2 separate regions of the Homo sapiens genome follow, and region 1 is linked to region 2. Evidence: chromatin contacts called from ENCODE Hi-C or POLR2A ChIA-PET data. All regions are on one chromosome and are shown on one strand. The core of a region is the stretch at or near the end of the contact, and the rest is flanking DNA. Distances in the headings are between cores, read along the strand shown.

Region 1 (6,983 bases), core at 4,479-6,978, 450 kb after region 2:
ATCCCTACTTCACACCACATATAAAAATTACCTCAGTGTATCAAAGACCTAAATGTGAGACTTAATATTAGAGAACTCTTAGAAGAAAACATAAGCATAAATCTTCATGACTTTGGATTAGGTAAAAATACCTGATCTTAAATGATACCAAAGGCACAAGCAAAAAGAGGAAATAAAAGATAAATTGAACATCATCAAAATTAAAAATGTGTGAGTCTAAGGACACCATCAAGAAAGTGAAAAGAAACTCATTGAATGGGAGAAAAGTTTTGCAAATCTTATATCTGGCAAGGAAAGGACTTGTATCTAGAATATATAAAGAATGGTTGTAACTCAATATAATAATATTAATAATAAGATAATAATAAACAATAAATAATAATAATAATAAGACAAATAATATACAAAAGGCCCATAAGCACATAGAAACATGTTCAACATCATTAAGCATCAGGGAAATGCACATCAACCCAAAAATGAGATACTATTTCCCACCCACTAGAATGGCTATAATTAAAAAGATAATAATTAGTGTTGATGAGAATGTGGAGATACTAGAATACTCACACTTTGCTGGTGGGGATTTAAGAGACATAGCCCCTTTAGAAAGCAGGCTAGCAGTAGCTCAAATTTGTGAACATTAAGTTATTACATGACCCAGCAATCCCCTCCTATGATACAGTATACCCAAGAGAAATGAAAACATGAGTTCACATAAAAACCTATATGCCATGTTTATAGCAGCATTATTAATCACAATCCAAATGAGAAGGACAAAAATGTCACCAACTAATAAATAAATTGTGATATATCCATACAATGGAATGTAATTCAGCGATGAAAAAGATGTGAAGTACTGATACAAGCTACGACCCACACAAACTTTGAAAATGTTCCGGTAAGTAAAAGAAGACAGACACAAAAAGCCACATGTTGTATAATTTCATTACATAAAATGTTCAGAATAGGTAAATCTGTAGAGTTAAAACATAGGTTGGTAGTTTCTTAGGGCTGGGGTTTGGATATGGATTTTTCTGCAGGGCTGGGAGGAGATAAAAGGATCTGTAATTGATTGTGGTAATGGAGGCACAACTGTGAATATTCTAAAAGCCACTGAATTGTATATTTTGAATGTGCGGATTTTATACTATTTAAATTATATCTCAAGTTGCCCTGAAAATGATTAAATTACATATAAAACTTATAGTCATTACAGCTCAACAAAAGCTACCAGATAAAAACACTCACTATGGTTTGCGTGCAAGTGAAGAAAGTAGACATGCAGAGAGTAGGCTGATACAATAGTAATCACCTTAGTTAAGTGGGTTTGGATTTAGTGAAAGGAGAGATTTAAAAGTATATTTATGCATATTTTGATTGTTTCATTTCCTACTGTGAGCAAGAATTATTTTTACACTAAAATTTAAAAAATAGAAAGTTACAAATCTTCAAAGCTCTGCAGTCAAATAAACATAGTAACAAGTGATAATGAGCTGTCTGGAATGTCTTCCTAGAGAACTGGCTGAAGCACATGCATGCAAAAGGAAGGCAATGGCTGAAGAATCAAGGCAGAACTACAGTGGTAGAAGAGAAGAAAAATGTAAACATGGAGATATAAGACAAGAAGATGACTGATGAAGGAAGTGGACATGAATACTGTGAAAACCTCTTGGGGAGTCAGAAATGACCGGGTCTACGTGGGAGGGAAACTGGATTACAGCCCAAGATGGCCAGCCATCAGGGACAGTGTCCCGAATCAGATTCTGTCCCGAATCAGAAGGGCTGTCTAATCATTCCCTTTCTTTTCCTTCCAACACCCCAGCAAGATTATTGCCTAATTTACAGCCATGCACGTTGAAGAATCAGTACAATTTGGAGACTTTGAGACAACAGACAGAAAATTTTTGAGCTCCTCTGGGCATTAGTGAGCTGTTTTCAGAAAAACAGACTCACTCTGGTATTTCAGGAATAAATAGAAATAAGAGCATACACTAATGTTTGGAAACCACGGGTAGCAAATATTGGTGAAGTCATGTGACAGGCAGAATAACAGTCTCCTAAATATGTCTGTGTCCTAATCCCTGGAACTTATAAAAATGTCTCCTAATAGGGCAAAAGGAAATTTTCAGATGTGATTAAGCTGAGGCTCTTGAGATGGGAAGATTATCCTGGATTATCTGGGCAGGTTCGATGTAATCACAATAGTCCTTATAAGTGAAAGGAGTAGAAAGCAGCATCAGAGTTAGAGCTGTGACAACAGAATCAGAGGTCAAAGTGATGTGACTGCTGACTTGGAAGATGGAGGAAGAGACCACAAGCCAAAGAATGCAGGCAGCCCCAAGAAGCTGGAAAGGGTGAGGAAACAGATTTTCCTTTAGAGCCTCAGAAGAAATGCAGCTCTGACGACATGTTAATTTTAGCCCATAGTGACACATTTTTGACTTCTTACCTCCAGAACTATAAGAGAATACATTGGTGTTGTTTTAAGCCACATAGTTGTGGTAATTTGTTATAGCAGCAGCAGGATACTATAATAATACCAGTCACCATTGGAGCTCCTGGAAGCTGCAGTAGGGAGGTCAGGGAAGCATATACTGAAGACTTCAGCTTGAAGCATGGATGGGAGGTTCTCAGAATCCTGCTGCGAGATTGCTATATTCTCCAGAACCTATGAGAAAGCTCTTATCACTCATCTTAGTCCACACAAGCAAAGCAGGTGGGTCTCTAGCCTAGCAGGGAAGCCACTGAGAACCTGACATCTGCCTGCTCCTCTACCTGCAGCCACCACTGATGGGTACAGGTCTGTCCCACCATCTCTCCAGGGCCCCATTTCTTAGGCAAGTCTCTCTCACTGGAAAATGTAAACTGGAACTATACAGGGAAGGGGATCCTGGGAGATATAGTGCCTGGCTTCTCCTCTGCAGAGAAGATGCTAGAGGGGAGATGAGGTGATACTGGGTTTTTAACAATGCAACACATGAGTTACTAACAGTGAATGAAGGGGGACTGGCTGACCTCAGTTTGACAAGCAAATGTGCCATTAGATGATGCAAACCATTGGTATATCTATGAGATTTAGTAGTTTTAGCAAGCTATTTATTGGAGCAAGGATGTATCAAAAACTATGAAAAGTGCAGGTTTAAAAAATGTACAAAAAATTTAATGGACTACACAAATGAAATAAATTCTTTTTTTAATTATACTTTTAAGTTCTGGGATATATGTGCAGAATGTACAGGTTGGTTATATAGGTACACATGTGCCATTGTGGTTTGCTGCATCCATCAACCCGTCATCTAGGTTTTAAGCCCCGCATGCATTAGGTATTTCTCCTAATGGTATCCCTCCCCTTGCCCCCATCCCCTGACAGACCCCAGTATGTGATGTTTCCCTCCTTGTGTCCACATGTTCTCATTGTTCAACTCCTGCTTATAAGTGAGAACATGCGGTGTTTGGTTTTCTGTTTCTGTGTTAGTTTGCTAAGAATGATTGTTTCCAGCTTCATCCATGTCTCTGCAAAGCACATGAACTCATTCTTTTTTATGGCTGCATAACATTCCATGGTGTATATGTGCCACATTTTCTTTATCCAGTCTATCATTGATGGGCATTTGGATTGGTTCCAAGTCTTTGCTATTGCAAATAGTGCTGCAGTGAACATATGTGTGCATGTGTCTTTATAGTAGAATGATTTATAATCCTTTGGGTATATGCCCAGTAATGGGATAAATAAATTATTAACTATGCTGCTATTTTATTTATTTAAAAATGTGAGTTCGTGGTCTGAGTAATTTACCTCAGTATGACTCAAGAAGGGCACTGGAAGTCCGTTGATCTGGCCAGAACAGAACCACATATATGAATGGAAAAAGTGGTCTTGTGTCTGCCAATCCCAGGGGCTTACAGGATGCTGTCTAGAATAGGCTGGCTACAGCAACTCCTAGTTAAGCCAGAAGTTTGGAATGAGTTCAATTTTGGGGGATTAAATTCTAATGAGAGGCAGAAAACAGGAAAGTTTATGCTTTTCCATGCTAATCAATGGCCCCATAAACATTTTCTTGTATATATTTTTGTAATTTCAAAAAACTCAAGTGTTTTATCAGTAATTTCTTAGAGGTGCACACAGAGAGAGATGAGTATAATTGTGAAGCTAAGTTTTGTAAAGCACAGGGATGGCTAAGAATGGGAAGGAACTGATCCCAGAATCCCACAGAGTTAACCAGTAACCCTCAGCCCAAGTACGTGATGACCACTGTTGAGCTTCAAAGGAAAAGCGGCCATCTGAGGAGCAAACAGAATTGCATGAAGAATAAGAGTGCAGACGGTGTCCTAAATACAGTGCTGAGATTCATGTAGAAGCACAGGAGGAAGCAACTGTGTAAGTATCCAGAGTCCTATGAAGTAGGGATTTCAATCCTCCAAGCCACCCTCTCCCATCTGCTAACAAGGATCAAGGCTTTTGTGGATGTAACTGGCTGTGGTTGATGGGAACCCCTGTGATCCCTATGGGGTTACACATAGCTTCGGAGAGGGGAATGAACACACACACAGCAAAGGGAAACCATCTGGGCCTTTACTGAAACCACTGGCTGACCCCTGGGTTAAAGTATGTATGTTCTGAGTACTGATGTTAATTACATACAGACATTGCTCAGACCCCATGTCACCTCACACTGCTGGAAATTTGCCTTGACCTCGACTCTCACCAATGACCTTATGGGTAGTTTCTATGACCAGCTGACTTAAGAGGAAAATTCTGAGCTTCTTCATAAACATGCCAGCTTAGTGTGTTGGTGTGAGGCAGCAGTAGAGTGTGTCTGCAGTGTGGGCAACTCAGGAATGAGCAGAGACAGTGCTGAAGAGGGTCCTGCCAATAGGCAGGTGGGGCTCTGATTTGCCCACTTTGTGTAGACAGAAGTGGCCTGAGGTGAGAACATGCACAGACTCATAGGCAACGGCAAATGGCTTAAATAGCGGGTCCGGGGCCTGGAAGGAGCAAGATAGGAAGATCAGGAACAGGAATATCTGGAAAGAGGCATACAGTAGATACAAAGTGCTTGGATCTTTTGTATCAGATGTTAATACTCAGCAAAAATTACCCTCTATACAAGTAGTCTAAACAACCAGGTGTACAGGATGAATCATTTGGTACACATCAGCCAGCCTCTGTCCTTAACCATCCCAGTGCTCATGAAACAGGCTCTTGAAAGCAGTATCTATGGTGGAAGAGATGCACTGTGGGTGGGTCCCAAGGCTTGGGCTCCCTTCAGCATGGCTGACGTGGTTATTGTCACAACCTACCTTCCAACGATAAATAAACTCCAACAGATTACCTTTGCTTATGGAGGCCAATGAGCAATTTGATGGCAAATTGATTCTACTCTTACTTTTTCACAATGAAAAAGGCAGGGGTTCTGTCAGATTTAGCTTGCCTTGTATTAGCGGTATGAGTTTGTTCTTTCTTCCCATAGTGCCACACTCAGAAACGTTATCTAAGGGCTCACATATGTATGATCTTCTAATAGGGGAACCACATAACATTGCCCCAGACTAAGGGACCTACTTTATAGCGAACGCTGTCTGGTAGTGGGCACACGACCATGAGATCTCCTGGTTCTACCCCATACTGCATCACACACGCTGCCAGCTGATAGAGCAGTGGAATGGTCTCTTGAGGGTGCAGCTGGGTTTTATCTTGAAGATCACATCCTATCAGGATGGGTAATGTCCTTCAGGATGAAGCATACACTTAGGCTATGGCAGCAGCTGTTACATAGTGCCAAGTCTCCAACAGGTAGAGTAAGTAAGTCTCTAACCACCAGTGCTGGAAGAAGGAATGACTATACTCACCAGCACTTCCGGTAACCCGCGTGGGGTGTTGGTGCTTCCCATCCCCTCAACGTACTCAGCTGGTCTAGGAGTTTGGGATCCCAGAGAAGGAAGTTCCTACCATGGAACAGAGTACAAGTTACATTACGTTTAGGGGTATGTTTGTTACCTGTTCAATTTGGGTTCCTCATGCTAGGAGGCTGTTGGGAAAAGGAGGGGTTACTGTATAAGCAGGGATAATTGATCGTGATTATTATGAGGAGCAGAACTTTAATTTCTGTCTTAATTTCTTGCTGAAACTGGTAACAGTGGTTGCATCCAGGCAAGGAATTTGGAAGAATTGTGGATGGGGTGGAGAACGAAATTTGCTTTGCACACTATACACATTTTTATTATTATAATCTTTTAAATATTGTTCTTGTATTAGCTATTCAAAATAAATTTTAAATTACAAATCAACCCCACATTTATCTAAAAAATTTTTTTATTTCAATAGTTTTTGGGGGACAGGTAGTTTTTGGTTATGTGTGTGAGTTCTTTAGTAGTGAATTCTGAGATTTTGGTGCACCATCACCCGAGCAGTGTACTCTGTACCCAGTGTTGCCTTTTATCCCTCACCCTATTCCCAACCTCCACCAACAAGCCCCTAGAGTCCATTATGTCATTTTGTATGTTTTTGTGTCCTCATAGCTTAGCTCTCATTTATAAGTGAGAACATTCAGTATTTGGTTTTTCCATTCCTGAGTTACTCCACTTAGGATAATGGCCTCCAGCTCCATCCAAGTTGCTACATAAGGCATTATTTCATTCCTTTTTATGGCTGAGTAGTAATCCATGGTGTACATACACCACACTTTCTTTAGCCACTGGTTGGTCAATGAGCACTTAGGCTGGTTCCACATCCCTGCAATTATGAATTGTGTTGCTATAAACATGCGTGTGCATGTGTCTTTTTCATATAATGACTTATTTTCCTTTGGGTAGATACCCAGTAGTGGGATTGCTGGATCAAATGATAGATCTAGTTTTAGTTCTTTAAGGAATCTCCATACTGTTTTCCATAGTAGTTGTACTAATTTACATTCTCACAACCAGCAGTGTAATCCATCCATGCCAACATCTATTGTTTTTTGACTTTTTAATTAATGCCATTT
Region 2 (7,128 bases), core at 1,302-3,801:
CTAAAATAATTTCTTAATAACTCCTACCTCACTGTAGCCTAGGTTGGAGTGCAGTGTGGCAACATCTCGGCTCACTGCAACCTCCGCCTCTCGGGTTCAAGCAATTCTCTTGCCATAGCCACCCACATAGCTGGGACTACAGGCACCCACCACCAAGCCCGGCTAGTTTTTTGTATTTTAGTAGAGAGGGGTCTCACCATGTTGGCCAGGCTGGTCTTGAGCTCCTGAGCTCAAGCAATCCACCTGCCTTGGCCTCCCAAAGTGCTGGAATTACAAGCATGAACCACTGTACCTGGCCTTTCATAGGAGATTAATGGCTGATTTTACCCACCAACCTGGTGATCATGAACCAGCCATCTATAACCTTGTTGATCTAGCTCAACCCATTATATAAAACTGTGCTTGGATTGTATGGAATGCTACACACTTACAATTAAAGATATTTAGAGCTGGGCATGGTGGGTCACACATGTAATCATAGCACTTTGGAAGGCCAAGGAGGGAGGATTGTTTGAACCTGGGATTTCCAGAGCAGCCTAGGCAACATAGTGAGAACCCATTTCTTTTTTTGTCTTTTCTTTTCTTTTCTTTTTTTTTTGAGATGGAGTTTTGCTCTTGTTGCCCAGGCTGGAGTGCAATTGCGCGGTCTCAGCTCACTGCAACCTCTGCCTCCTGGGTTCAAGTGATTCTCCTGCCTCAGCCTCTTGAGTAGCTGGGATTACAGGCACGTGCCACCATGCCCGGCTAAGTTTTTGTATTTTTAGTGGAGATGGGGTTTTACCATGTTGGCCAGGCTGGTCTCGAACTCCTGACCTCAGGTGATTCACCCCCCTCAGCCTCCTAAAGTGCTGGGATTACAGGCATGAGCCACCATGCCAGGTGGGGGTAGGTGGGGAAGCCCATTTCTATTAAAAAAAAAAAAAAAAAAGGCCAGGTGTGGTGGCTCATGCCTGTAATCCCAGCACTTTGGGAGGTCAAGGCAGGAGGATCACCTGAGATCAGGAGTTCGAGACAAGCCTGCCCAACATGGTGAAACCCCGTCTCCACTAAAAATACAAAAAATTAGCCGGGCATGGTAGCACGTGCCTGTAATCCCAGATACTCGGGAGGCTGAGGCAGGAGAATCACTTGAACCCAGGAGGCGGAGGTTGCAGTGAGTTGAGATCCTGCCACTGCACTCTAGCCTGGGTGACAGAGGGAGACTCCATCTCCAAAGGAAAAAAAAAAAGAGAAAGTAAAATTTGTACTTCAATTCAGAGATTATAAACAATGTATACTTGACTTTGTGGCAGTGATCACTATTGTACAATAGTTACTTAAACTCAGGAGGCAGAGGCTGCAGTGAGCCAAGATAGCTCCACTGCACTCCAGCCTGGGTGACAGAGCGAGACTCTGTCTCAAAAAAAAAAAAAAAAAAAAAGTTACTCACTCATTTGTTCTGCAGAATCTATTTATTGCTGTGTTCACAGAAAAGGAAGCATCAAGACGGCAAAGCTCTTTGATGAAAAGCCAGGCGTACTCACACACACAACTGAGAAAGTTCTGGAAGTAGGAGAAAACGTCTTTAAGGCATATAGGCTAAACTTATATAAATATTGTTAGTGTTTGCCAAAACAGGGATAATCTAGTAAAATCAGAGATACAAAGCCAGAACAGAGAATTGGTAAGTAAAAAATTGTTAAGAATGTATATTGGCTGGGCGCGATGGCTCATGCCTGTAATACTAGCACTTTGGGGAGGCTGAGGGGGGCAGATTGCTTGAGCTCAGGAGTTTGAGACCAGCCTGGGCAACCCTTTCACTACTGAAAATACAAAAAAAAAAAAAAAAAAAACCAAAAACAAAACTGGGCGTGCTGGTGCGCACGTGTGGTCCCAATTACCCTGGAGGCTAATGTGGAAGGATCGCTTGAGCCCAGAGTGTGGGGGTGGGGGTTGGGAGGCAAGGTTGCAGTGAGCCTGGATTGCACCACTGCACTTCAGCCTGGGTAACAGAGCGAGACCTTGTCTCAAAAAAAAAAAAAGTATCAAAAGGCCTAGGAATTTGTTCTCCAGGTAAATCTGCCCTCCCTCATCTCTAACCTTTATGAAATCACCCAAATGGAGACATCACAGCAAGGCCCCGACAAGGAAATGAGGAATGTAGGTGGATAAGGGACTGGAATAGTGCAGCACAACACTAACTACAGGTTTCAGCCCCAATGAGATTGCCCTCACTTCCGCCGCCAGCCACAAGTGTGGAGGTCCCCAGGCTACTCGCTCCTCTGACCAACTGGCTACTAATCTGGGGGGTACCCACAACCCCCTCGGGTTTGATAATTTGCTAGAACAACTCACCAAACTCAGGAGAATGTTATACTTACGATTACAGGCTTGTTACAAAGGATACAAATCAGGAGGACCAGACTAATGAAGACACACGTAGGGCGGGGTCTGGGCGGGTCTTCCATGCAGAGCTTCTGTGTCTTCTCTCTGTGAATCAGGTTGTGTCACCCTCCTGGCACATGGATGTGTTCACCAACCAGGAAGCTCCACCAAATTTTGGCGTCCAGAGTTTTCATTACATAGGCACAATTGGTTGACTCATTTGCCACCGAATTGAACGCAATCTCTAGTCCTCCCACCCTCCGTCGAGGTTGGGCTGGCTCTAAGGCCCAATCCTTTTATTATGTGATCTTTCTGATGACCAACCTCCCATCGTGAGTTCTCTCTTAGCATAAGCCCAGGTGTGATCCAAGGGGCTCATGAATAACAAAGATACTCATATTACTCAGGAGATTCCAAGGATTTAGTTTCCCTCCTAGGAACCAGGGACAAAGGGCAGTCAAATTCTTTATTGTTATCACAGAGACACAGTAATATAATATGATACAGCAGAAGAGAGGTGAGGAATGTTGCCATGCCTTGAGAAGCCTATCACAAGAGCTTTAAGGAATTCACACTTAAATATTAATAGGTACATTATGAAAGAAATCAGCCAAGTACAGTCTTTTCTTATTATGGAATCTAGTTATTGCAGGAATTGAAAAATTGATGTAATAAAGCCTAGAATGCAATAAAGGAATCGGCATTCAAGTAGATGAGAGAGGTTGGGGAATATGTCAAGATGCAAAAGTGAGAGAGCTGTCACAGTTTACTTACTCTGCAATCTCTGAGGATGGAACAGGATCAAAGATGAAGCCAGGAAGCACAGAGTAGTTTTCTTCCTCCCTAATCTCATCCCTTGTTTTCATTTGGCACTTTAAAAAATTTCCACATTTATATTCATATGGAATTGATTTTGAGTATAGAGAGATAATTCTAATTATTATTGTTTTTCAAATGTTAGCCAGTTGAACCATTTATCATAATCAAGGTGATAATATGGCTTATTTTCTTTGGCCTACAGAGATGATAAATTTGAATATATTTTAAAATATAAAACTATCTTTAAAATTTGAATATATTTGAATATGATACATTTGAATATATTTTAAAACATAGAGCTATCTTTGTACTCCTGGTTAGTCATGGTGCATTTTTTTTTAATACTTCATATTAAATTTTTACCTTCTGGATTGAGACACTAGAGTTCTTAAAGGTTCTTTCAGAAATTCTTCCTATATTCAGTATGCTACCAGAAAACCTCTTACAACTAACCTTACAGAAGATACTGTTTTCTTTGTACTTTGTCCAATATCAAAGGAAACCTCCAAGTTCCAAGGAGGTCAGGCTACTAATACCCACAAATGAATTCTGATGAGATCATTACACAATAAACAATAACTGTTGCTTATTACATGCTTACTTTGTACTAGGCAGGACTAAGATAAGTATTATTTAAGTTTTAAGATCATTCTTAATTTCTTGTCAAAAGTATACTGGTTTGCAAAGTAATGAATAAAATAAATCTTTAACAATATCCCTATAGTAAAGACAATGGTGAACTTCTTATGCCTCTTTTAAAAAACTCTGCTTATGATGACAATTTCAAACATACACAGAAGCCGTGAGTATATAATGAGTCTTGCTGTATCCATCACAAAGTTTTAAAAACTGTCAAAAGTTGACCATACTCACTTAATCTACTCCTACCACTTTTTCAGCTGGAGATCTTTTAAAGCAAATTCTACACATTGTGCCATATCATCCATAAATTATTTTGCATTACATCCCATTCTTATTGAGTCCCTGCAAGCTGAGAGCCGACTGCCAAAGCACAATTCACTGTAAGAGATTCTGTGAAGGGTTAAAACAAACAGTCCAAATTCACAGTGCTGCAAATGTCTGTAATTGCATAATCTGCAAAATATATTCTTCAAGAAATCCTCTGTGCACTTGGTTTCCCTTAACTGAGTTTTTTTTTCTTCTTCAGACCAGATTAATTGATGAGAACTGACAAGCAGGGGAGAGAGGTGATGTTTAAGGTTATATATTTTGGCAAAAAATTATGAGTGTAAATTGTGCTTGTTTCTGATTAAGAGAGGTCCATTAATCAGAAAGTAAACTTGGCATCCTCGTAGAAAAATCACATAGCTTAACAAGAATTCATGACTCTGAATTGCTGCACAGACAGGTAGCATGAGTTCTTGGCAGGATTCTTTCAGCTGAGCTGTTTTCCATTAGAATGGTGTCTGATATGGTTTAGCTGGGTCTCCACCCAAATCTCATCTTGAATTGTAGTTCCCTTAATCCCCACGTGTCATGAGAGGGACCTGGTGGGAGGTAACTGAATCATGAGGGGCAGGTTTTTCCCATGCTATTCTTCTTGTGATAGTGAATAAGTCTCATGAGATCTCATGGTTTTATAAAGGTAGTTCTGCACACGCTCTTGCCTGCTGCCATGTAAGACATGCCTTTGCTCCTCCTTCATCTTCCACCATGATTTTGAGGGCCTCCTCAGCCATGTGGAACTGTGAATGCATTAAACCTCTTTTTCTTTATAAATTACCCAGTGTCAGGTATTTATTCATAGCAGTATGAAAACGGACTAATACGGCTGGGTGCAGTGGCTCATGCCTGTAATCCTAGCACTTTGAGAGGCCGAGGCAGGTGAATCATTTGAGGCCAGGAGTTCAAGATCAGCCTGGTGGTCAATATGGTGAAACCCCATCTCTACTAAACAAACAAACAAAAAAAATTAGCCATGCATGGCGGTTGGCGCCTATAATCCCAGCTACTTAGAAGGCTGAGGAAGGAGAATTGCTTGAACCTGGGAGGTGGAGGGTGCAGTGAACCGAGATTGTGCCACCGTACTCCAGCCTGGGTGACAGAGCAAGACTGTCTCAAAAATAAAAATAAAAAAAGAAAATGGATTAATACAGTAAATTGGTACCAGTAAAGTGGGGTACTGCTATAAAGATACCTGAAAATGTGGAAATGGGTAACAGGCAGAGGTTAGAAGTTTAGAGGGCTCAGAAGAAGACACAAAAATGTGGGAAAGTTTGGAACTTCCTCAAGACTTGGAGGGCTCAGAAGACAGGAAAATGTGGGAAACTTTGGAACTTCCTAGAGACTTGTTGAATGGCTTTGACCAAAATGCTGACAGTGATATGGACAATATTTGTCCAGGCTAAGGTGGTCTCAGATGGAGATAAGGAACTTGTTGGGACCTGGAGTAAAGGTCACTCTTCCTATGCAAAGAGACTGGCGGTATTTTGCCCCTGCCCTAGAGATCTGTGGAACTTTGAACTGAAAGAAATGACTTAGGGTATCTGGCAGAAGAAATTTCTAAGTGGTAAAGCTGTTCAAGTGGAAGTAGAGCATAAAAGTTTGGAAAATTTGCAGTCTGATGATGCGATAGAAAAGAAAAACCCATTTTCTAGGGAGAAATTCAAGTTTGCTGCAGAAATTTGCATAAGTAAAGAGGAGTGGAATGTTAATCACTAAGACAATGGGGAAAATGTCTCCAGGGAATATTAGAGAACTTCATAGCAGCCCCTCCCATCACAGGCCTGGAGGCCTAGGAGGGAAAAAGGGTTTGTGGGCTGGGCTAAGGGACCCCTGCTCTATGCAGCCTGGGGACATGGTGCCCTACATCCCAGCTACTTTAGCTCCAGCTGTGGCTAAAAAGGGCCAACCTACAGCTCAGGCCATTGCTTCAGAGGTTCCAAGCCCCAAGCCTTGATAGCTTACAAATGTGCTGGGCCTGTGGGTGCACAGAAGTCAAGAATTGAGGTTTGAGAACCTCTGCCTAGGTTTCAGAGCATGTATGTAAATGCCTAGATGTCTAGGCAGAAGTTTGCTGCAGGGGTGGAGCCCTTATGGAGAACCTCTGCTAGGGCAGTGCAGAAGGGAAATGTGGGGTCAGAGCCCCTACACAGAGTTCCCCACCGGGGCATTGCCTGGTGGAGCTGTGAGAAGAGGGCCACCATCCTCCAAACCCCAGAATGGTAGATCCACCAACAGCTTACACCATGCACCTGGAAAAGCTGGAGACACTCAACACTAGCCCATGAAAGCAGCTGGAAGGGGGGCTGTACCCTGCAAAGCCACAGAGGCAGAACTACCCAATGCTGTGGGAGCCCATCTCTCACATCAGCATGACCTGGATGTGAGACATGGAGTCAAAGGGGGAGCATTTTGGAACGTTAAGGTTTAATGACTGCCCTACTGTATTTCAGACTTGTATGGGGCTTGTGGCACCTTTATTTTGGCCAATGTATCCCATTGGAATGGGTGTATTTACCCAATGCCTGTACCCCCATTGTATCTAGGAAGTAACTAACTTGCTTTTGATTTACAGGCTCATAGGAAGAGGGACTTGCCTTGTCTCAGATGATACTTTGGAGTTGGACTTTTGAGTTAATGCTGAAATGAGTTAAGACTTTGGTGGACTGTTGAAAGGCATGATTGTGTGTTGAATTGTGAAGACATGAAATTTGGGAGGGGCCAGGGGAGGAATGATATGGTTTGGCTGTGTCTCCACCCAAATATCATCTTGAATTGTAGTTCCCATAATCCCCATGTGTCATGGGAGGGACTTGGTGGCAGGTAACTGAATCATGGGTGGCGGGTTTTTCCCATGCTATTGTCATGATAGTGAATAAGTCTTATGAGATCTGATGGTTTTATAAAGGGCTGTTCCCCTGAGCATGCTCTTGCCTGCTGCCATGTACAACATGCTTTTGCTCCTCCTTCACTTTCCACCAT

The links. A loop is a pair of places that touch in the nucleus more often than their neighbours do. ChIA-PET counts read pairs that join two places held with the same protein, here RNA polymerase II (POLR2A).
Region 1: a map with no recorded cell type shows a loop between it and region 2 (4-fold over the local background). The contact joins the promoter of LINC02571 here to the promoter of LINC02570 in region 2. A Hi-C loop is called at or near these places in 1 of 37 single-sample maps with no recorded cell type. POLR2A ChIA-PET finds 5 or more read pairs at or near these places in 1 of 52 experiments (WTC11).

What each region holds. Positions count from the first base shown.
Region 1 is chr6:31,295,909-31,302,891 of GRCh38, forward strand. It overlaps LINC02571 (long intergenic non-protein coding RNA 2571), which reads right to left and starts at 5,729. Exons shown (of 4, transcript NR_149115.1): 1 at 5,564-5,729. LOC112267902 (a long non-coding RNA gene) reads right to left here. Exons shown (of 5, transcript XR_926691.3): 4 at 5,851-5,946; 5 at 918-2,668.
Region 2 is chr6:30,845,608-30,852,735 of GRCh38, forward strand. LINC02570 (long intergenic non-protein coding RNA 2570) reads right to left here and starts at 2,552. Exons shown (of 3, transcript NR_134610.1): 1 at 2,361-2,552; 2 at 1,430-1,542. RefSeq lists an enhancer at 1,580-2,082.